3 separate regions of the Homo sapiens genome follow, and all the other regions are linked to region 2. The links are chromatin loops, found by intact Hi-C in ENCODE. Cell type or tissue: GM12878. All regions are shown on one strand.

Region 1 (8,000 bases), 210 kb after region 2:
TCTTTGAGAGAGACCGACTTCATGCTGAACTCAGCATGAGGACAACAGGGCAGGACACCAATTAGTGGAGGCATTTGCACCAACTTGACGGAACCACTGTGCAGGGAAGTTCACGGGAACCAAAGCAATAGCAGAAGCATGTCCTTTGGCAGTAAATAATTAAACTGGAAGTAAAAAATTTATCCTTCATAGATGGGAGTTTGATTTATATTCAAGAAAATCTTCAGCCTTCAGAAAATCTAAGCAGTTACCAATCCCACGTGATCTTGATGAAGCCATGAGAAATTGCACTGTTCTCCTGTACTGCACTTTCTATATAATCTAAATTCACTTTTTTGACCTTCAGCAGAATAGGCATGGAAGCAGAGGTCATGACTCTGTGTTAGCGTAGTATCAAATAGATGCTGTCAGGACCCCAAATCCCTACTCCCTGAAAATAAACACCACTTGCTTGTCTGGCCAGCTAACGCCATATTTTTGTAGTTCACAAGTTTCATTTAACTATAATTTTTAAGTATTATATTTGCTAAGTTTTTACAACATGAATTGTTTTTAGAGAAAAAAAGAGTGAGATAAGTAGCCATGTATTGGCTGTGTTTTTTCTAGTACGTGTTTTGCTTTTAATAGTAATTTCCAGATCTAATTCCCTCTTGGCCTATTTCCATTCAGAGTGCCCAGCTAGAAAATACTAAGAAAAGATCACAAATCAAATGTCTTATGATAATATCCTCAGAAATTTTAAACAGCTCTAAGAGATTTGGCCTCAGACCCAAACATTTACATGATCGCTCAATTTTAATGAGGTCAAACAAGCTGCTTGGCATCTGGCCAGTGCTCAAGGTCTTGGCCTGAGTGGGGAGGGCCATCTTGTTCTTACAGAGAACGTTAAGACATAGTGACAGGTGATAATGTAATGCATGAGGATGCTGCCCTTGGCCATTTCATCTTTTCACCCCTCTGGATTCCCAGAGGCAACGTTTTGGCCAGATGTAAACACTTTTACCAGTAGCTAAGGATCTGAAGAAGAACCACATTTTGCAGAGAAGCATTTTAAAGGATTTAAATAACCCCCTAACATTTGTCACAATGGGTTCATCAACCTGAGAAAACAAGAAAGAAAACAGACCTCTGGAAGTGCTAAGCAGAGTGATGGAGGCTACTAAGGAGCCAAATTAATACAGCTGTATTTTCATCTTGATTTTAAACAGCCAACTCTTGAGTATTAAAGTCACATCAAAGATATATGTTCCTTTATAACTCCTCCATCTTAAATATTATCTTTGAAAAAATTAAGTTATTCTTGAGTAGACTGTTTTTTCTTCAAGTAACAGCAATGTATTTAAGTCTACTTAAATCTTATTTAAATAATTTACTAATTCTATAGGGTTGTTCATTAGAAACCAAGATTGAATTTAAAAAAAATTTAAGGAGAGCAATCTCAGATGTAACTCACTTGGCAAACAATTGCTTATGTTTTTCATTCTAATTATCAATATGAAATTTTCATCTTAATATCTTGCTTAGTACAGAGCCTGCCATGATACCAGTGAGGGGCCTTGTCACCAAATGTGGGAAGGAGCAAAGCACCTATAAACAATCTTAACACTCACTTTTACAATAAAGCATTGAGATTAATACATATATATGGTGTATTAGTCTGCTCTCACACTGCCATAAAGATACTACTTGACTCTGTAATTTATAAGGAAAAGAGGTTTAATTGACTCACAGTTCTGCATGGCTGGGGAAGCCTCAGGAAACTTACAATCATGGCAGAAGGTGAAGGGGAAGCAAGAACCTTCTTCACAAGGTGGCAGGAGAGAGAGAGAGAGAGAGAGAGAGAGAGAGAGAGAGAGAGCACACAAGGGAAACTGCTAGACATCTATCAAACAACAGATCTCATGAGAACTCCCTGACTAGCATGAGAACAGTATAGGGGAAACTGCTGCCATGATCCAACCACCTCCCACCAGGTCGCTCCCTCAACATCCAGGTTTTACAATTCGAGATGAGATTTGGGTGGGGACACAGAACCAAACCATATCATACAAGAACCCAAAGGTAAAAACAGTAAAATCATTCTCTACTAATATTATGTTACCTTAGAATCCACAAAATCCCACTTTTTCATACATTTAAAGGGTTATGAAGAAAGAGTTTTAAATCACAGAAATGAATATTAAAACTTGTTTCAGTTGACTTGTAAATAACAGTAAACTACTTTATTATGGAGGTTGTGAATGTTCTCTAACAGAATTTCAGGCCAGGCATGGTGGCTCACACCTATAATCTCAGCACTTTGGGAGGCTGAGGTGGGCAGATCACTTGAGGCCAGGAGTTCAAGACCAGCCTGGCCAACATGGTGAAATTTCATCTCTACTAAAAATACAAAAACCAGCTGGGCATGGTGGCACGTGCCTGTAATCCCAGCTACTTGGGAGCCTGAGGCAGGAGAATCGCTTGAACCTGACAGGTGGAGGCTGCAGTGAGCCGAGATCGCATCACTGCACTCCAGCCTGGGCAACAGAGCAAGACCCTGTCACAAAAAATAAAAATAAAAAAGAATTTGAGAAAGTACTCATTATAAAATGATGTTGAAAATATAAAGCAAACAAAGTGAAAAACTCAATGGCTCTCCTAATTCCTAAGAAGAGAATTACCATATGGATAAGCAGTCAAGTGGGAAAAGATGACTATTTTCTGAGACCAGAGAGAAGCTCTCTAAGTCCCTCTTGTGTTAAGTCTGTCCTACTGTTGAGAATGTGTTTATGGGGTAGAAATTATTTCCCCATCTCTAATATTCTTTTACCATGCACTCAACAACCTAAGGATATGGTCTTAGGTTGTAGAGATCTTTGAAAGTTACTTTTCTGTGTCACTACAAGCATGCAGGCCGAAGACCAGGGTTGTTCTATACTAGGAGCACCCTCCATCAGAACTTTCTGAAATGTTAGAAATGCGCCATAACTGTACTGTCCAATATGTCAGCCATTACCCTCATGTAATCAAATGTAGCTACCATGACTGAAGAACCAAATTTTTTATTTTATTTTTATTTTATTTTAGCTATTTTAAACTTAAAAAGCTACATGGGTCTAGTGGCTCCGTCATTGGATAGAACAGCTGCAAAAGCAAACATAAAGCTTGTGGGCTGATAATCAACTAGATCTACTAAAAACATGTGTCAGTCTGCACCATAAAGAATAAACTATTCCTCTTTGAAGCATCTATGTTAGTTCTATCACCGCCATTGTTTCGGTTCTTTAATATCATCTGCTGTGGATCTCTAAAAACTGGGAAATTGAAAGCCAGGGTAGAAAATCTTATCAATTAAATCAGCACATTCCAGGTGACAGAAAATATTGGGAACTTGTTCACTTATCCACAGATCACAGGTGTGAAACTTACGTCATGTAGTGCATTGTGCGGCCCTCTTCATACATGTGGCAAACTACCCCATCAGCAACTATGAATAACAAGAGTTTTTATTTGGCTTAAAGAAAGAAATATAAACTTGACTTAATGAGAGTACTCTGACCAATGGAGGAGTTCTTTTAAGAATCAACTGTTTTTACCTCCCAGATAGACAGTCCAAGAAGAAACAGACTTAGTTACATAAAGGAAAATAAAGATCAGATGCAAAGAGTTTCTTTCCAACTTCAATATTAGGCAATGAAATGGGTTCCCAAAGGGTGACTTCAGAATCTCTAACACAGGACATTGTCATACAAGCCATCTGGTTTAGCTTACTGGTGTCATCCACTACATGCTATTTCTAGAATTGGGTATTTTATTTTAGCTGAATATGTTTGGTTGAGTATCTTACATAAAGGTCTTGCTATATTTTTTTCCAGACTTTGGACTCCCACATAGTCTAGTGTGTATGCATAATTATTTCCTTAAAAGTATAAGTTCAGAGTTAAGGTTAATAAGACCTCATATATGTTGGTACTAAGGTTGTTATTTAGTTGTAAAGTGTAGCAATGTGATTGGCACTGTATTGAGGTGCAAAAGATACAGTTCTTAACCTAAGGGCATAATCCAAAATCTAGCCAAGTGAAAGATAAAGATATGATTATAATTTTATTATTCAACACTTCTATTTGTAGAAAAACTCTAGGAAAAAAAGTTTTTAGAAGCATTATTGAGCAGTATGAAATAATATGGATTTCAACTTTTAAAAATTAGGGGTAAGAGAAAAGAAATAAGAAGGAAACAAGTTGACATATTGGGCAAGAATTTAGAGAGAGTAATAAGCTTGGTATGTGTTTATTAGCAGTAGACAATAAGTTTGGAGGATTAATTATTAACTGTAATGCAGAGAATAAAATCCTGCTATGGGCTGTATTTATTAAGCGCAGTTTTGACAAGCAATAATTATGTAAGCACAACATTCCCTTTCATAATTAGTTGGGTTTTTTTTAAGCTTTCACCATTCACAATTTGCCCCCAAAATGTTAACCATAATACAATACCACAGATGCAAAACATTCAGGGGGTCTTCGTGCACATTTTCAGCCTTCTGCAAACACACTCTGCCCTCAGGAATCAGTGAATCTTTGAGACAAGCTCTCCCCTATACCATTGCCCACCTGCACCCCAGGCCACAAACAAAATGGAAGATACAAAACGAGGTGATGCAGGATGGTAAGAAAGAGAGCTTTGGGTAGTGACCAAAGAGAAAGTAGATCTGAGAGACTGCAGGTGATGAAAGAATTAAAAATCCGAGACAAAGAAAGAGCTAGGAGGGTCAAAACTTCAGGAGCCCTGCTTTCCTGTCTCCAGTCCTTGATCTGGCTGAAACTGTGCAGAAGTGAAAGCAAGGGCCTGTGACAGGTGACTCTCTCACAGTTCTTTCTGCAAGAGACCATCTGACTCCTGCCACCAGTGTGACAAAGACCACATGGAGGTCTGGGCTGAAAATCAGATCACCAGCCTCTAGCAGGTAAGGCTGCTACTATTAGATTTGCCCTAAGACTGCTGGATATATTTTATGACAGGTACCATTGGGTAACTCATTGGTTAGGAATGTGGGTTCTGGAGTCAGACTGCCTGAGTTTAAGCTTCAACCCACTGCCTGGCTGTGTGACCTTAGGTAAGTTAATTACACTGCCCAGGCCTCAGTTCCCCTAACTATGAATAGGACACAGTGACACTGACCTTGTGAGTACTAAAGGAAATTGTGTTCAGGAAAATGTTAGAGTAGTGGCTAGTTTGCTATAAACACTCAACAAATATTATATTACTCATTGTTATTTGTAACTTTCTGACTCTCTTGGAATAGTTTAACTGTATTTTCCATAACAAACAAAATTACTGATATTTAATGGCTGCTGAACTGACAGACATGATGGTTTTAGTGGTTGGTAAATCTCATTAAACAGGTTTCTAATAGCCAACTGGTATTTAATGAGCATATTGATGGTCTTACTGTCTTTAAATTAAACCCTATTTCAACCATTTAATTTCTGTTTATAACATACTTCCATCCTTTTAAAAGAAGCATATAAAGCTTCTCTTGAAAAGAAAAATGTCCATTCACTTTTTTCTTCCCTGTTTTATTGACTGCCTAAATTCTTAGTAGCATTTGGGCAGACACTTCGTGCTGTTCAAGCCTATTGAGTCATGTGCTGTTGTGAAATTATTGTCTACCTAACCACAAATGCAATATGCTGGTATAACTTCCTCTTTTAAACAGTTTTTGATTGTCAGACAATCCTAAACATATTCTCTTTTCACTTGACAATGCAATTTTATCTATATGCCCTTCTTTCTTATTTTCCTTTTTGTCTTTGCCCCTTGCAGATGACTTCAATTCCATCATTACTATTCCTGTCTACTTGCAATATCAATATTATTTATCATTGTGTTGATGTGTGCTTTCTTCTATCCCATACATCCTATCAGTATAAACTCTTTCATTATATTGATTAACCAACTCAGTTTATGGCAGTGTTTCTTTATCTGTCATCAATTGATTATCACACATTCATCAGGCACTGGATAGAATTCATAGGATATGCCACAAAGTGAGAAGGGGGATCATTTGCTTCAGAGAAGACACATTTACTGATCATACTGCAAAGAGCAAGCTGACCCCTGCTTGAGATCTTACAGAGAACTACAGAAAATTCACAAAAGCCCCCACAAAAGAGTCTGCTGTGACCATCTGTCAAGTTGTCAGCTGTAAACAACTGCCAAAATGCTAGATCACCTCACAAGGAGCTGTGAAGTAACATCTTTGCTGCCTTTCTTACTTCTTCCTTCCTGGCACCAATCCTTGAAGAGCCAGAAAACTCTGCCGGTGAATTGGAGAAGGAGTAGAAGTAGTATTAGACTAGGTAATAAATCTCTTCCACCCCTACTTCAACTTCTGGCTTCCCACTCACAGCAGACTCAAGCTGCCAGAAAGGAAAAAAACTTCAACTTTAACACAAGATCAAAGTTTTTACAAACACATGCTTCTGACAGTTAAATTACTAAACTGGGGCAGTTTTCTGTGACCTGAAGTAACAAGAAAACTGTATTACTCAACAGTGACCAGAAACATCATGGAATCTGCCTAACTTTTCACAAAGAAATGAAAAGGCTAAACTTACAAACTACATTTAAAAGGATAGAGGGAGAGAACATTTAAGCTACTTCTTGACTATATTCCACAAGTCATCTCTGTTCAATATATCAGCTGTTTCTTGGAAGAGAAAATGGTGATATCAGGGTACACGATGGCTTCCTCAAGAAGAAGCTGTCATGCCCAGGCCAAACTCAATGACAGCCCTTGAATTCATGGAAATTATCCCAGGCAGAACACACATCCTTGTCATCACTGTCAAGGATTACTGATTACACTATCGCATTTCATCTGCACCTACGGACATAAGAAAGCATCAAACTACAAGTCTTTTCATGTCCCCAAGCTGCTAAAAAGGAATCATCTAAAATGCCTCTTCCTGGCCTCCCAGGAAGGTGTTGTAGAGATTCTCATGAAGAATTATTATTATCTCTTTTAAATAATAGCTCGGCATTAACAGAAAATTTTCTCTGTATTATTGCCATCACTTAAAGACAGAACTTATGACACCACAAATGACCCAGAGAAAAGGTAGTTCTAAATCAATGCAAAATAACAAAAGGATAAAAAGCATATCCCCAGAGACACACCAGGAGATGCACACTGTGTTGCATTTATTAAAATGCAGGTGTAAGCATAAGGCATAAAATGACAATATTAAACCAAGAGTTTAAATTATGTAGAATATTTTATAAGATTATAGCTTTAATTTCCTTTGGGGAAACTAAGGTGGAAAATAGTAGTTTCGTGAGACTGTTCACTGTTGATTTGAAAGCCATCTGGCTAATCCGTAGCATTTATTTTTTTAATGAATAAATGAAAATCAAAAGAAGGATGCAATATTATTCAAGAAAAAGATTTGTGCTTTGAAAGTTTTAAAATAATATTGCAACTCCAAAATTACATGTAAATCCCTCAAAATAGACCAAGTAGGCACGTTCTCCCAATCTAATGTCTATTTAACTCCATTGAAACAGGTGATCTATTTCTTAATATTGCCTATGTATGGGCAAGAAATGTGGGTATTTGCTCTGTTTTGTTTTAAATAGAAACTTCTAATTGTATTTTCTTTCTCTGGGAATCACACCTCCAAAGTGGTACACTGTAGGAAATAGGACAATCCTAGGGGCCATGGGCCTTCGTGAGAGGTATAAGTCTTGCTCCATCCCATTTCAGATGTGCAAGATGTTTACTCTGACACGGCCTATGTATCTTTAAGAAGCTCAAATAATACTAATTCAATGCCATTCCTAAGTTATCAAGAGGATCCAACAAGTCAGTGAGCATACAACTGTAAAGACAAAGTAATCTAAAATGGAGATTATTTTATTCTTTTTGTTATAGTGTTTCAATGAGGAATTATATTTCAGTAAAGAACAAGGAAAGTAATAGAAAAAAGAAAGAAAGTATAATGCTATAAATAAGGACC
Region 2 (8,000 bases):
GAAATTCGGGCATTTGGACCACCAAAGTGTATTCACTTTCAAGCATGTGGGTCCCTCAACTCTATTACTTTTAAGGAAAATCATGGTTGTTTAATATAAAGTTTATTAGAGCTTTTATCAAACTAGTATTTCTCATGTATTCTTTAACACTACAGTTTTATCTATCATAAAGAAGGGGGCAAACTGATTTCATGATTTTTATCACTTTTCTGTGTAACATGAATTGTAATGTCAAGTGAATGTTTTCAAATCGTTTCACTGTTTGGGAAATAGAATTTTAAAATTATGTATTATTTAAAAGAAAACAGAAGCTCACAATAAATTTCCCTAAAAAAACTTTTTTTTATAGAGAAGGAGGGAAGGTAACCATGCCTCAGATAAACAGAAACAGACTAACAATCTTACTATCAGCCAAATATACTACACAGATATTAGTGAGAAAAATAACAGCTTAAAATATAAACAAAGGAGAAAGAGTCTAATCTTGTTGCAATGCACAGCATATCCAGTAATTTCTCTATAATTATTCTTTTTTAAAAAAATTTTCTTTTTTTTTAAGATAGAGTCTCACTCTGTCGCCCAGACTTGAGTGCAGGGGCACAATCTCAGCTCACTGCAACTGCTGCCTCCCAAGTTCAAGCAACTCTCCTGCCTCAGCCTCCCAGTAGCTGGGATTATAGGCACCCATCACTATACCCAGCTAATTTTTTTATCTTTATTAGAGACAGGGTTTCACCATGTTGGCCAGGCTGTTCTCAAACTCCTGACCTCTAGTGATCCTCCTGCCTCGGCCTACCAAAGTGATGGGATTACAGGCATGAGCCACGACGCCCAGCTGATAATTAGATGGAATTAAGCAATAGCAAGTTGGTTGGGGTATGGCAAAATAGCCACTAGCTTCCATTCTTAGGTTCCATTTCACTTTGACAGAGGGAAGGGGGTGGGGAGGTTCTCTTGGCTGTTTTGGCATAAACAGCCATTATTGACAGAGGAGAGCAGTTGACTCCTTCAGAAGAGCTTGGTCCTACACAGTTAACTCTAGGTTTCAGGTATCAAAGTGTAAGAGCCACTGGGTGAACTGATAAAAGCTATTAGGCCATGCCTGAGCAATCTTTCTGGAGGCTTTAGACGCACAGCGCAGATAGCATTACTAGTAACCCAAGATTAAGGCAAATGGCACTTGATAATGAAGGGAATTAGAGGAAGGAACCAGTAGGCCACGGATATTTCAAAGCCTCTGTGTTCTTGTGAGGTATCCACCAATCCTAAATGCAACAAAAGCATAATTTTTAAGCTGAGTAAAAATGACTCACTCTTAACAAAATTAAGTTCTATTCTTTCTCAAATGTTAGTACATGTTTGTTATGACTAACGAAATACCATTTACAAGAGTTACTTAATCCTAACAGCTTTTTGTCATATATGCTCTTTTCAATTAACAGGCATTAAGTATGTGAGAGTCTGCTATTTTTATTAGTTGTAAATGGTCTTCAGTCGAAAAGGTCTTGGATAGTCTTCTTTTCTTATGGGCTTATTTTAAATTGGCACTTACAACCAGTCTACGTCACACATACTTGCTTTATTTGAAATTGTTAAATGGAAATCTCTAAAACATGTGCTTAGAAGCATTTTTGTTCCGAGTGATAGGCCTCCCCAGAAATGAAAATGGCCCTATAATGATGGCAGGCAACTTATGTTTGTATAATCTACAAAGCACTGGCAAATACATCTTATTTTATCTTTAAATATATGCATGTCATTTTAAATCGTTTGTGGAATGAGAAGGAGCATGGGCAAACAAAATTTACAACAACCCATGGAAACAGGAAGTAATACCCGCAATTTTTAAACAAGAAAACCAAGGCTCAGAGAGGTTGAGTGACATAACCAAGGTCACAAAAGTAGTAAGCGGGAGGGCTGGAACCAGAACCCACCTCTTCTGGCCCTGAGTTCCACACGCATGGTATATCTTGTCACAATGTCATGGCTGCTTTGTGCCTGCTTTAACTCTAGGTACAAGGCCCCCAGGACCTTTACATGCTGACAAACATGTATTATATTTTATATAAATGAGGCAAATATTAGAAGACTAATTGTCATGGTGTGACACATTTTAAGCCAAGTATACTTTTCTTCACATCTAATAGTAGAAATAGTAGAAAAAACATTCACACCACAAGTAAACTTGCAAATAATGCAGAATAAGGTGCATTTTTTAAAGCATGCTTTGCAACTCTATCATGGAGCATCAGAAATGACTATTGTTTCCAGTGCATCATTTTCGCTAAAAGTGATCCTTGCTATGAAAATGAAATGAGTAAACCTAGCTTGATTCTCCAGAGAAGTCAAGGAGACCTGAAGGTTAGAAGGATTTCTGACATTCAGCCCACATGAGTGGTCTGAATTACATGAGTAATTCTCTAATCGTCTGAATTTAGGATATTTCAAGATTATTTTATAACATGAATACAGTCTTCTGAGATTTGTGCAAGTCCAAATAGATCATATACACTCCCCTCTGTTGGACACATACAATGGTGACTACAGAACTCATGGATCCCGGGGCATCTAAGCTTGTCTTTGTGCTGTGGGGCTAGGCATGAGGATAGGCAGTTCTGTCAAAACCTACATTTGTGTGTTCTGGAGAGAAATGGTTGATGCTTCACATTTCTATTTAAAAATTCTAAATATTTTAACAAATGTACTTGGCATTCAGAAAAAAAGAAAGGAGGGAAAGAGAAAAAATTAAGAAGAACAAAAAATGGCAAATACCTTAAAATGTAAGATTTAAAACATAAAGGGAAACTGGGGACTATTTCTTTACATACAATTGACATGGAGCTGTAATTTATCTCAACATAAAGTACTTATAATTATATTAAGTACCTTTTGATTCAAAGCATTTATTTTTGAATCATACTTGTTTCACATTTTCTTTACAGTGACCCTGTAAAGACCTTGAAAGCTTTTCTGTAGGTCTGACCCAGAAATGACGCAAACATCTCTCACTTCTCTCTTTTCAACCCACCAATTTACTTTTTTGCAGAAGTACTCTATCTTATTACCACAGCTGTTAATTTTATTCTACCCTTCAAACTTCAGTCATGTGTTGCAGACAAAAAAAGTAAATGAGTACATTTCAAAGAAAAGCTATCCGTATTTTTCATTCACATGAGTTTTCTTCCATACATTTTGACATACTTTCCCTGACTCTTGCTCACACTAAACTCTCCAGAGACCCCTTGACATGGAACAGTCCTATCTGCCTCTCTGATTTCTGACATTTCTAGCAGGGATTGAAGTACAAGTAAGCGTTCAAGAAAACAAATAGTTTTCCAGACATGAAAAAAATTGGACTACAGATGACTGAGAGCATCTGTAGAAGAACACACATTTCTTTGTGTGTTTTCAGTGATTTTGCCTCACTGTCATTTAGTGCTATGGCAGTAACTCTAGTTTTCTACTGAGTGGGAATTTGGCTATTAAAAACATTATAAATGAAATGTATTTGAAGAGACATAGCACATAGTTGCAGGGAAGGCATAGGTGGTCACTGAAAAAAATATAGCAAGAGAAAGAAAACATTCAATAAGCCTATTTATGAACATTTTTTAAAGGTCTGTGGTTCATGTTCATGCTTAATGATGATTCTGGGCCAAGGCTGAACAAAGTGATGGGCCGAGCATATTGTTACATAAATGTGCACAGTGATCTCACTGATTTCCAGCATCAAACACCTGCCCTCTGCTTCTTACTGAACCACGGCAAGGCTATGGGTGTTTTCACTGAGACATTTTAAATTTCAATACCACTGATGTCTAATCTAAATCTCACCATTCTCCATTGTCCACAGATGAAGAACTCCATAAAAGAAGAGAAGACAGAGAGACCTGTAGGGAGATGTAAGAAATGAACAGACAAAGATTAAAAGACTGCAGGGTTGAAGGAAGCTCATGGAAAAATGTGCAGAGATGCATAAAGGAAGGAGAAAAGTGCAGCAAAGCCACATAGAAAAATGGCCAGAAGGGTCACTCTTAGCCACCACCACACAGAGAAATGAACTAAAATGAAAACTCACAACTCAGGAATATGGAATAATAAGCAATCAGAAACATAAATATAAGCAGTTTTATCTATTCATTATTTTTATTCTACTATTAGAATAAATTCATGACTAAATAAAATTATTCAGCAAAATGTAGCTTGAGAGTAAATTTTCATTTGCTTGCATTTCATACACACAAAAAATTTGCATTGTCTGCATCTCATTTTTTCTCATTTTCTAAAGACTTAGAGTTTGTCTTCCAGATACATTACAGTTATCCATATTTATCATGGATAAACACAAACATATTTGTAGGGAAGTTCTAGTGTACAAAAGCAAAATTGGTTTTAAATAAAATACTAACAAAAAACTAAGAACACAAAATATTTTAATAGTAATAAATTAAATTTTACACTGATGTTCAATTCTTGTATCTCTTAGGTTGTTTTTAATTTTTTAAAAAAATTTATTATTTTCCTCAGGATTTGGTCTACACAACACTAAGATAATGCAACATTTCGGTAAACGATTTTTATAATAGTGTTTCTAAGATTCAGATTTACAGCTCAGACAACCAACTACTCACCAAAAGTCTGTTTTCTCTTTCCAAAGTATAAGTTATTTATGAGAAGCAGCTACCAAAACAGACACCACATTTCCCAGCCCCTCTTTTATCTAGGAGGGGCAAGTGACTCATTCTTGCAAACAGAATGTGAGTAGATGTGTCATTGAAGACCAAGGTGGTTAAGTGTGTCACCTTGTGACATTCTTTTCCTGAGTGAGCTAGTTGCAAAGGACCTATAGCATGACAAAGCCACATGATGAAAGGAATACGGGTCACAGAATAAACGTGAAAGCCTACTGGTGGCCAGGGACACCAATAATGGAGTGTTATATAATTTTTAAAAATAAACTTTTGATTGTTTAAAGCCATTGAAATTTTGTGGGTTGTCTGTTGTAACAGCTAGCATTATTCTAACTAATAAAAGAATGAAGGACCTCATTATATCAAGACTTTTTTGTAGCTTTTAATTAGTCTATACAAGACTTAAAGTGGGTCCTCATTAAATTTTATTGTATAGTATATTATTTATGAGACAAGCATATGATATAAAATTATTAAAATGATGTCCTAAATTACAATATCAAATAAAAACTGATTTTCATCTTTAAAAGCTAGGAGAGAAAATAATTATTATTCTTACTTCCCCAAAACAGAGGAAAGATAGACCCCATTGTTTGCTATTTTGAAATTTAAAAATCTGTTGCATTTCTGAAAACTGCCACCCATCCAACAAAGAACAAAGTACAATTGCCTCTTGTTTTGCCCAAGGACTCATAATAAGACAAGCAACGTTAAGTAAATATACTCTTATGCTAAAAACAAGGCAACATAAAATAGATATATATGTTTTGGCATGGTAAATGGGAATGAGGTTCAAAATTCCCTTAGACAGTAAACGCATGTCTTAGAAGGAACTGACAACACTTATACTATACACACACAACCAGGCCCCATCACATTTCTGCTGCATAATAAGAAATGAAACAAGTAAACATGGAGACATTCAATCCCACCAAACGAACTACTGCTTCTACCACCCAAAATTGCCTCCAACATTTCTGACCAAAAAAGGCAAGTGCAACTAATATTGATCATTTCACTTTGATATCTAGTGATCAACTAAACAACTGGCTTTCAAGTAGGGTGCTCTGGGAATTAGAATATAAGATAAGCAATGGGATTATAGACTATCCTGTTCTCACTCATTTCAACCAGATGAGTCCTCTCTTACTAGTTTTATGTATTGACATTCTATCAAAGAAAGATGTGTTCCAGTAGTTGAGGTAGGTTTTAAAATCACTGTTCTAGATGCTCAAAGTCATGTCTTTACATCACTTTGTGGACCCAATGCTGGCTTCCTATAGTTTAAAATATATAGGAATTGGGCCTGGTGCAGTGGCTCACACCTGTAATCCTAGCACTTTGGGAGGCTGAGGCGGGTGGACCTGAGGTCAGGAGTTTGAGACCAGGTTGGCCAATATGGTGAAACCCCATCTCTACTAAAAATAGAAAAATTAGCCAGGCATGGTGGCAGGCACCTGTAATCCCAGCTACTTGGGAAACTGAGGCAGGAGAATCGCTTGAACCCGGGAGGCGGAGGTTGCAGTGAGCCAAGACTGTGCCACTGCACTCCAGCCTGGGCAACAAGAGTGAGACTTCATCTTAAATAAATAAATAAAATATAGATGAGTTGGCTTTATAAAATGCCTAAATATGAATGATTATATAGGTATGTATGCACATATTTGACCCTAAAATTGAAAATAATTTTTCACTGCAATAAATCTCTATTCATACTCTTAGAGTAATTAAGGGAAAAATAATTTTAGCAAATGAAGCTAATGTTAGTAGGAAAAGTATAAAATTGATAGGGAAGCCAATAGAAATGGCCTGGCTTTAGTTAAAGTGGTAAATCCACATGCCAAGGCCACAGAGGACATGACATAGCAGCTGAATGGAGCAGAGGGAAAGGTGGGAAAGAGAAAAAAACAGAGTTGATGGGCTAAGCACCCTGCCAGTTCAGAGAGATAATATGTCACTGTCAAGAAAGTGGTGATGAAGACTCCTGGTTGGAACAGTTGACAGTTTCCTGAAAAGGTCACAAAGGCTCTCAGAATGGCAGAACCTCCTGTAAGCCCTCCCTCTCCTCTCCTCAGGCTGTCCATTTATAAAGATTCATATTCCCCGCAGAAATGGAAATGTTGTGATCTTTTATCTTTCAGCTCAAAAGTTAAAACTTTTGAAAAATAAGCTTTTGTGCATTCATTTTGTATTTACTAATGCCTTTTCTTAGACTACAAAGATTCATGTCCCTCTCTTTAGGAACATTTTTCTCAAGTCAAGTGCCACTATCTAATGGCTCAGGGACTCTCTGCCCAAGGGAAACAAAAGTGGTTCATACAATTGTCCATCTCTTAATTTCTCTTTGCTTCCATCATTTCCCTCAGCTTTATACTCTAAATTCCCACAACCAAGAAAAATGTCTATATATACCATCCCAAATGTAAATTGTCTTTTGGTGACATCTTTTCTCTGGAGTTCTGTCTCTGATATTTGTATTCACTTGATTTCACAGAATTATGGAAAAGTCTGGGTCTAGTCATGTCCCCATCACTAGCAGAAACACAGATTACCAAATCTCTCTGGACTTACACTTCCCCATGAGTTGACAAGGGTGTTGAATTAATGAAATCTAAAGTTCGTTTTCTTGAAAGTTCATTATTTAATAATTTTAGCACATAAAGCTAATCCCTAAAGATTGTTTAATAGAATTCTTTGAAAACTCAGTTAAGCCCACTTGCTCATGTAACAGAGCATCCTAAGGAAGTTTCTGCATTTATTTTGCTCTGTCATTCACAGGAGAGAATAGGATGCCAACTTTACAATCTCTTCTCCTGTCTTCTGAAGATGTGATTCTGTCCTCAAGCAGCAGTACAGCACATCAAAGTACCTTCCATCATTATAACTTCAAAGTGTCAGCCTGGCTGAAAAATAATGATCATTACAGAAGATCATTTAAAGGATAAGTGATCTGTTCACTCTTCTGCATTCTAAAAAGGCTGTCTGTGGGATCAGGTCAGACCTCTGGACGGTCACATACATTGACTGTATTATTTCACGTAATGTCTTCATAAGTCACTGTATCTTACAACCTTAGCTTTTATCAAAACCTTATTGCAAGAAATGTTTTTAAAACCATCTGAATTTCAGGAGGATATTTCCCATTGCATTTATTAACATTCTTTATATCAAGTTCATTCATTTAATCAATGTTTGTTAAATATCTTCTATATGCTAGACATTATAATAAGCAAAGGGATAAAGACATCAGCTACACACAAAAATTCATCCTCTCACGGAATCTAAAATTCAAACAGAACAAGACATGGA
Region 3 (8,000 bases), 150 kb after region 2:
CTTACTGACTGCGTGAGGGGCCCAGGAACTATTAGAGTGTGCATATAACAGTGTGTGTCTCTCTACTTCCCAGGCTCCCTTGCAGCTGAGTTGGCCATATGACTGACAGCAAGCCCTGGAATGCAGCCAGAAGTGATAGAAGCCTCTTTCACACCATGCTCCTAAAATATTCCAAGAAATTTTCCAAACCTACTCTTTTTAGTCTGTGCATCTGGAAGTGAAAGTTTTAGAAAGGGTAAAGTCACTTAATGGAAAGGGCCCAGATCTAGCCCCTCGGAGCCAAGCTGTCCAACTAGAAATTCTGCATTAGTATTTGCGAGTGAGTATTAACCTTTGTCGGGCTAAGCCATAGAGAATTGTTTTAATTGCAGTCAGCCTGATTTTATAGTGACCTTGGATCCAGAATATTACTTAGATATTACTAGTATCTACTTCATAAAGTCTCTGTGAGGATGGAATAAGATAATGAACTCAAATGTAAAGCAACTCCTTCTTTACATGAGTTTGAGTCTGTAGTATAAAAATTGTAAGTTATGTGTTTTATGATATATGCCTCTAAAAATAAATACACATGCAATTATACACACACACACACACACACACAAGCATATATATATGTTTGTAAACTTACACCTCGCTCAGTCCATATATTCCTCCACTGTGAATAGAAATGTATAGAAAGCAAGCGGTCTTTAGGGTGGCTATTTGGTGGTTACCAGACATAGAAAAAGAAGGTAATAAAATATAAATTTTAGGACAGTCTTTCGCTGATTATGCCAGACTCCTACCAGCATCTTTCCACACCAGATCAATGGAACAGAAAATTCAATCATGTAGACTCATAGAATGGCAAGCCCACAGGGTGAATGAACTCAATATAGCTCTTTATATCGAAAGCCGAGAAATAGAGAATTCAGGTTTGTGTCTCAATATGATAGCCTCTGCATGTTACTATAAAGCAAATGTGAGCTTTTCCCAAGATAGAAAACTATTGTGACTGATTTCTGGGACTTTTAGAAGCCCCTCTATATGCAACTGAATTAGATAGCCAAAGAACTCTTCCTAACAGTGGTTATTTCTGCATCAGGTGGTAGAAAATGAGGATCACAATTTTAGAAAAGATCCCAACACTTTCTCACTAGAAGTTACAGAAATCATCAGAATGACTAGCATAGGTAAAAATCAGTTATACCTATAGGTTTTCAGAAGTAAAAATATGTCTTTTGGATTTGCTTTTTTTTTTTTTTTTTGGTTAAATAAATATGTATCCTGGAACTTAAAGTAAAATAAAATTAAAAATTAAAAAAAGAAAGATGGACAAAGTACACTAGGCAGTTAATTAGCACAAATAAAATACACGTTGCCAATAAACAGAAGAAATAGTTAACCAAAAAAATTTTCTAAAATTTAGCTTATCTTGAGGCAATCTGGGGAGCTTGGACATTGGGTATATACAAATACCGGGGCTATTTAGGTAATTGTATCACAGGAACCCAGCATTTTTCACTTTTCTCCAGCTCTGTTAAAAAGGAAGGAAAAATGTGTATACTCAGTACAACATTCACTTAATGCCACCAATTCACTTAATGCATTGTTTACATGTGCAATAGATACTAGTTACAGTGTTGAATATAGAAATGTGTACATGTGAGTTATATAGTTCCTATCCAAAAGTCAGGAGGCCCAAGACCCAGGAAGAGTTGATGTTCTTTGTAACATATGACATCAGATCACAAAAAATACCAGAATAGTTTTGTTATATAATTTTCTTGAGTACTAAAATTTTATAAAATTATTCTATTTTTAAAATATGTTATCTTAACATACTAATATTTTGAAAAATTACTTGGCTGTATTAGATATATTCCTATGCATATAGTTTTGTAGGAATACCATAACAAAATATCAAAAGCTGGGTGGTTTATACAGCAGAAATGTATTTTCTCACAGTCCTGGAGGCTGGAGGGCTGCGACCAGGTAGCAGCAGGGTGGCTTCTTCTGTGGCCTCTCTCCTTGGCCACCTCTTGCAGTGTTGTCACGTGGTTTTTTCCTCTGCACATGTATCCCTGGCATCTCTCTATGTATCCAGATGTCCCTTTTTTGCAAGTACACCAGTTAGATTGGATTTGGGATCCACCCTAATGGCCCCATTTTAACTTAATCATCTTTTTAAAGACTCTCCAAATACAGTCAGTCTGAGGTACTGGAAGTTAGAGCTTTAACATATGAATTTTGAGAGTACACAATTCAACCCCTAACGCTATATCATGAATTAAATAATATAGGAGAATATAATAGAATAATCATGGACTTTAGGGGAAATTATATTAGAAACAGATTCCTGGTTGATCCAGAAGTAGATGCATCCCATGGTGGTTTTTAATCCAATGGGGGTCTTTGCCACTGGCTAAGTCATTTAAGAATATGCTGAGTGTCTTCTTCAGGCCAGATATTGTGGCAGGAGCTGTACAGGTCAGCTACAGTCCCTGTCTTAAAGAAGCTCAGAACCCAGTGAACACCCAGGAAAAGACATGAACAATAAAAATTTAATGTAATAATAAATAAGCACAACCATAGAAGAATAGACAGGGCATTAGAAGAGCAAAGGTAACTATCTCATTCTTCCTGGAAATAAGGAAATTTCCACAGTATAAAGGACACTTGAGTGAAATAAGAAGTTGAGCAAGAAGAAGAAAAACGAAGAAAGAGCATTTCAGAGACAGGAAGCAACCTGGGTGAAGTTTAAAAAGTGGCAAATTCTTCTGTATGCCTAGATGAAGATGTAAGCTAGAGAATAATGATGATTTGGTCAGAAGAAGGAAGGGCCTGGTGTACTCTCTAATGCACTTGGACATATCTAGTGTAACGCTGCCAAATAGAACATTCTGCAATGAGGGAAATCTTCTGCATCTGAGGTGGGTTAGATAAGGTGGTCATAGCTCTCTTAAAGAGGAACAAACCACCCAACAGTGCACAAACCACATCTTGGGCTCATGGTTAGAACATCCTGCCACAAGCTGGTAAAAGAGAAGGGGAGAAAGTCCCCAAATTTTTACAAGCACAGAATCCCATGATCAGTGTCTTTGGGCTGACCTATGCTCATTATAATAGTTAAAAACATTGCTATGTAGAGAATTAAGATGCTAAGGAGGCATGCAATATATGTACTAGGATGGCAGCAATAGTGCATATGTGTCCAGAAGACCACAGACAACATGCATAGCAACAATGCCCATTCCCATCCCTTCATGAAAATCATGTAAGACTCTCATAAAGGGAGTTTCCCCAGCATCAGTCGGTGCTGTCTTACTTTTGAGCAGCCTACTTTGATCAGCTGTCAGAGTGCACTTTTACTTTCCAATAAACTCCTTTATTTTTTTTTATTTTTTACTTTTTTGAGACAGAGTTCTACTCTTTTTGCCCAGGCTGGAGTGCAATGGTGCGATCTCTGCTTAACACAACCTCTGCCTCCTGGGTTCAAGTGATTCTCCTGCCTCAGCCTCCTGAGTAGCTGAGATTACAGGCATGCAAACCACGCCCAGCTAATTTTCATATTTTTAGTAGAGATGGGTTATCTCCATGTTGGTCAGGCTGGTCTCGAACTCCTGGCCTCAGGTGATCCACCCGCCTCGGCCTCCCAAAGTGCTGGGATTACAGGTGTGAGTCACTGCACCTGACTTCCTTTGTCTACTTTTATTTGGACTCACTGTCAAATTCCTTTGTGTGATGAAATCAGGAACCTGAACTGGCCCACCGACAACATGTCTGTGCTGTGCAGTATGGTAGCCACTAGCCACATGCAACTATTGAGAATTTGAAATGTGTCTTGTGCCACAGAGTAACCCAATTTTTTAAAAATTTTATTTAAATTGTTTTAAATTTAAATGTAGACAGCCAACATGACTCATGACTACTGTATTTGACAGTGTAGATTTAGAAAGGGTTTTTTATCTTTTTTCTTCATCTATACTGTCCACATGCATAATACACTCCAATCAGATACATTTTTCATTACATGTGAGATGTGTAGCACGATGTTTAAGTGGAAATTTGGCTATGAATATATGGCAACAAGTATTAGAAACCAAAATGAGTTGCAAAATAGATCACCAAGTCAGGGTTCTTCAGAAAAACAGAACCAATAGGATGTGTGTGTGGATAGAGACAGAGCCAGCAAGCTGGAGTTGCAGGAGAGCTGAAGGTGGAGCGCCTGTCCAAGAGCCGGCAGGCTCATCATCCAAGAAGAACTAATGTTTCAGTTTGAGTCTAAAGGCAAGAAAAAGCTGATGTCCCAGTTTCAAAGGAAGCAAGGCAGGAGGAATTCTGTCTTACACAGGGGAGGGTTGGTGTTTTTGTTCTATTCAGACCTTCCACTGACTGGATGAACCCATCCACATTAGGGAGGGCAGTCTGCTTTCCTCCGCCTATTGTTTTTAGTGCTGATTTCATTCCAGAACACCTGCACGGAAACACCTAGAATGTTTGACCAAATATCTGGGCACCTGTAGCCCAGACAAGTTAACTCATAAAATTAACCATCACACCAAGTGAAAGTAAAAAGAGTACTTATTAGAAACTTAAACCTCTCATGCATGTGAAGAACATAAGAGTTTAGACAGCAGTTGTGGAGAGAATTAGTGGGGACCATAGAGAGAGCTACTCATGGGTTAATCTGCTGTGAGAAACACCAGCTCCAAGGGAAAGGATCTGTTCACCTCTCACCTCAACCCTAATGAGAGAGCTTCAACCGAGAGCTTGGTAGGTGTCCTTGCTATTGGAGTGACACAGTGGATTGAAGTCTGATTCCCACAGGGAAAATTCAAAAAGCAGAGTGGGGCTGGCCAGCTGTTCCAAGCAGGAGGAAGGAAGGGGAGGCAGCATATTTCAGTTGCCTGACTCCCAACTTTGGTTGACACAAAGCATGCAAGAGTGTTTGCTGTAACTAGATTTGGGCTACATGTGAACTCCTTTATTACAGGGTCACCCATAGGGGCAAACAGGCCTCAGCATGACAATGCTTAAAATACAGCATTCCTAGAGTCAGAGAAAAGTATATCACCTGCATCAAGGGAAATGTAGATGAGTGCTCTACATCTACATGTACTCTTTAGAAGTCCCAGTGTTGAGACTTCTAAAGAGAACCACAATTTCAGCAACCAAGAAGAAGAAGGCTTTTAACTTCAGCCATGTCCTGAGAGTATGAAATCAACTTTTGAATATACCAGTCAAGTAGGATATTTCCAGCCCACATATCACTTCCTCCACTACATTTAAAACAATTAGAAACCACACTTTTCAACTTGAGAGAAGAGCTTGTCCAAAATGAAAAGTCTGACCACATCCACTTCCCCAACTGCAAGCTTTCCACCAGTCGGCCTTAGTTAGGAAAAGAAGAATAGCTGTAATCTGAGTGCAGTTGGACATTTTACCTGTAATATGAAACTAGACAAATCCAAGAGATGTCTAAGAGGCATAACTGAAGGCTTTTGATGAACATATTTTATGTAGGTAGTGAGGAAGACAGGGTTTTGAATATTATGCTTGGGTTTCTCCTTGTGTAATTCTCCCCAGCTATATATATTTGATGATCCTATGACTTTGTATTACCTAAGATTAATTACAAAGGTCAGTGGTATGGTGGAGTTTTCACCAAGAGCAGAGTAAAAACTAGCTCCAAAGAACAAAGCATTAAGGGACCATGGAGAGAAAAAAAAATCACTCTGTATCTAATAGTTGTGCTTATTTGTGTACCAGATACTTACACAATGGTATTCAAATGGTTGATCAATGAGGGGGAAGGGGTATGATCCCTAAAGCAACATCTTAGAAACTTGGGCTAGGTGAGTGAAAATTTACATTTCAGTAGCTCAAAATGCCTTTTTAGAAAGATTGTGATTCTCTCAAGATGAGAATCTCTCCTATGAAGGATGGGCAGCCGTTACGTGATTATTAAAGGAAAATGACATAAACAGCCTTGTGTTTTAGAAAGCCCACCCTGATACTTATGTGGGAAATAGAGATGGGCTAACTTCAGACTTTAAACAGAAACACCTGCTGGGAGATAAATGCAATTGTTCTGGTGAAAGTTGACGAGAACCTGAGCTAAGAAGATAAGATAAGAAATGCAACAAAGGGAAGAATTTCCGGAGATATTTAAGAGGCAAAATTAACAGATCTTGATAACAAAATCAGATGTAGGTGATGGGAAAGAGAGGCTTTGAGGATGATGTTCAGGTTTCTGACTTGGGTAATTCTTTCTAGCTATATTATAGTAGAAACTCCAGAGGCATGAGCTGTGGCTTGGATCAAGGTGGTCCTTATACTTATCAAGTTAGAGCCAGTCCTGACTTTACGAGGTGGGCGCTCTGCTATATCACATCACTGTATCATATTACCTTCCTGTGATAAGCAGAATAAGGGTCCCACAAAGATGTCTATGTTCTAATCCTGGAAACTAAATATGTTAGGGTACCTAGCAAAGGGAATTAAGGTTGCATGTGAAATTAGGTTGCTAACCAGCTAACCTTAAAATAGGTGTTGCATCCTGGATTTATCCAGGTGGGCCCAATGTAATAAAAAGGCCCTCAAACTTGAAAGAGGGAGGCCGAAGAGTCAGTCTTATGGTGATACAATGTGAGACTTGAACAGCCTTTGCTGAATTTGAAAATGGAAGGGAGCCAGAAATGGAAGAACATAGGCAGGCTTCAAAGCTGGAAAAAAAAAAATCACATTTTTCCCTAGAACCTCCAGAAAAGAATATAGTCAAGCCAATACCTTGATTTTGCCCCAGTGAGACCCACTGCAGACTTCTGACCTCCAGAACCGTAAGATGATAAATCTGTGTTGTTTGAGTCCACTGAGTTTGTGGGAATTTGGTACAGCTGCCCTGAGAAACAAATGCACTTATCATTTATCCTTTCTCAGCAAATCCCTACTCTCAGATTCATCCACATTTCTAATTTGTTTACGTCTAACTAATGCTTTATTTATAGTTTTCTTGACTTGTTATTTGCAACTTATTTAAACAGTATTATAAGCTAGTCATTGTGTGCCTACTGCTGTGTAACTATCACTGGAGTAAGTTAAAATACCAGGTGTATTCCCTATGAAGAGTTAGGCCCATCAAATTATCTCAGTGCAAACATGAACAATAAGAACACCTTGTGTTGCAGTCCCTTTTTTTCTGCTTATCTGATCGCCGTACAACTAAAACATTTCCCAAGTAATAAATAATTTAGTTATAAAATTTGGGCAGCTTTCTGTCATAAGATATAATATTTATTTTGCTGCTGAATTAATTAATGTTTGGGAAATGCCGTGTAAATGTTAGCTCTTATCCTCTTCTTATTTATAGTAAGTACATAACCTGAAACTTTAGTCCATGCAACAGAAAATGCTGTGGACTGTAAGTGATAATGATGGATTATTTGTCCTTATGATTTTATCTGTAACCTGCATATAAAATTCAGAACTTGAAATGATGAAGATAATATCTCTCCATCCTAGCTTGGCCCAACACTCATGAAATGCAGATGTGAATGATTTTTGACTGGCAGACTTCAAAATGAATATGCAGCCACTACAACTTTATGTAACTTTAAAATTCTGGAAGAGGAATGCAAGACTCTGTCCAAATTGTGTGTTTGGGGCAATGAGAATATTATATGTACAGTCCAAAATATATTTCCAAATACAGGTAAACAAAGGCTATTTTGATTCTGTTTTAAGGTCGCAAATAGTCTGTCATGGAGTTTAGATTGTGAGTCTCCCTGCTAGAAGATGGGTCGCAATTGGAAGAGCGCTTTATATTCCCTGCGCCACTGCCAAATGATCCTAGAGGTTAACAGAAAACAGCAATGGGGCTTCCAAAGACAAGGACTGAATCATATACTTGGTAAGACTAGGAATGATGAGAACATTGTATTCTTCAAACAAAGTAACAGCTAGACAGACAGGCAAAAGAACGAAGAATCTGGCCTCCAAGTAATCCTTAATTATAA

Evidence for each region. A loop is a pair of places that touch in the nucleus more often than their neighbours do. Peaks named below come from ENCODE experiments on the same cell type or tissue, not always from the same donor. Only the 100,000 strongest peaks of a DNase experiment are listed, where the experiment ranks them.
Region 1: it touches region 2 in a loop (3-fold over the local background); 9 of 110 quality-filtered maps call a loop at or near these places.
Region 3: a loop joins it to region 2, with 2.6 times the contacts of the local background. A loop is called at or near these places in 2 of 110 quality-filtered maps.

The regions. Positions count from the first base shown.
Region 1 is chr4:138,400,714-138,408,713 of GRCh38, forward strand. The region is part of intron 2 of LINC00499 (long intergenic non-protein coding RNA 499); the gene reads left to right. Among named protein-coding and RNA genes, the nearest start is that of LINC00498, 92 kb to the left of the region's middle. RefSeq lists an enhancer at 4,907-4,966. In GM12878, no CTCF peak of the experiment used is centred here; DNase peaks (open chromatin) are centred at 4,908 and 5,678; H3K27ac peaks cover 1,328 bases.
Region 2 is chr4:138,187,526-138,195,525 of GRCh38, forward strand. All of the region lies in intron 6 of SLC7A11 (solute carrier family 7 member 11), which reads right to left. Among named protein-coding and RNA genes, the nearest start is that of SLC7A11, 51 kb to the right of the region's middle. RefSeq lists an enhancer at 3,144-3,203. In GM12878, no CTCF peak of the experiment used is centred here; DNase peaks (open chromatin) are centred at 3,036 and 4,777; H3K27ac peaks cover 2,577 bases.
Region 3 is chr4:138,338,939-138,346,938 of GRCh38, forward strand. All of the region lies in intron 1 of LINC00499 (long intergenic non-protein coding RNA 499), which reads left to right. Among named protein-coding and RNA genes, the nearest start is that of LINC00498, 30 kb to the left of the region's middle. In GM12878, no CTCF peak of the experiment used is centred here; DNase peaks (open chromatin) are centred at 3,013 and 5,255; H3K27ac peaks cover 1,491 bases.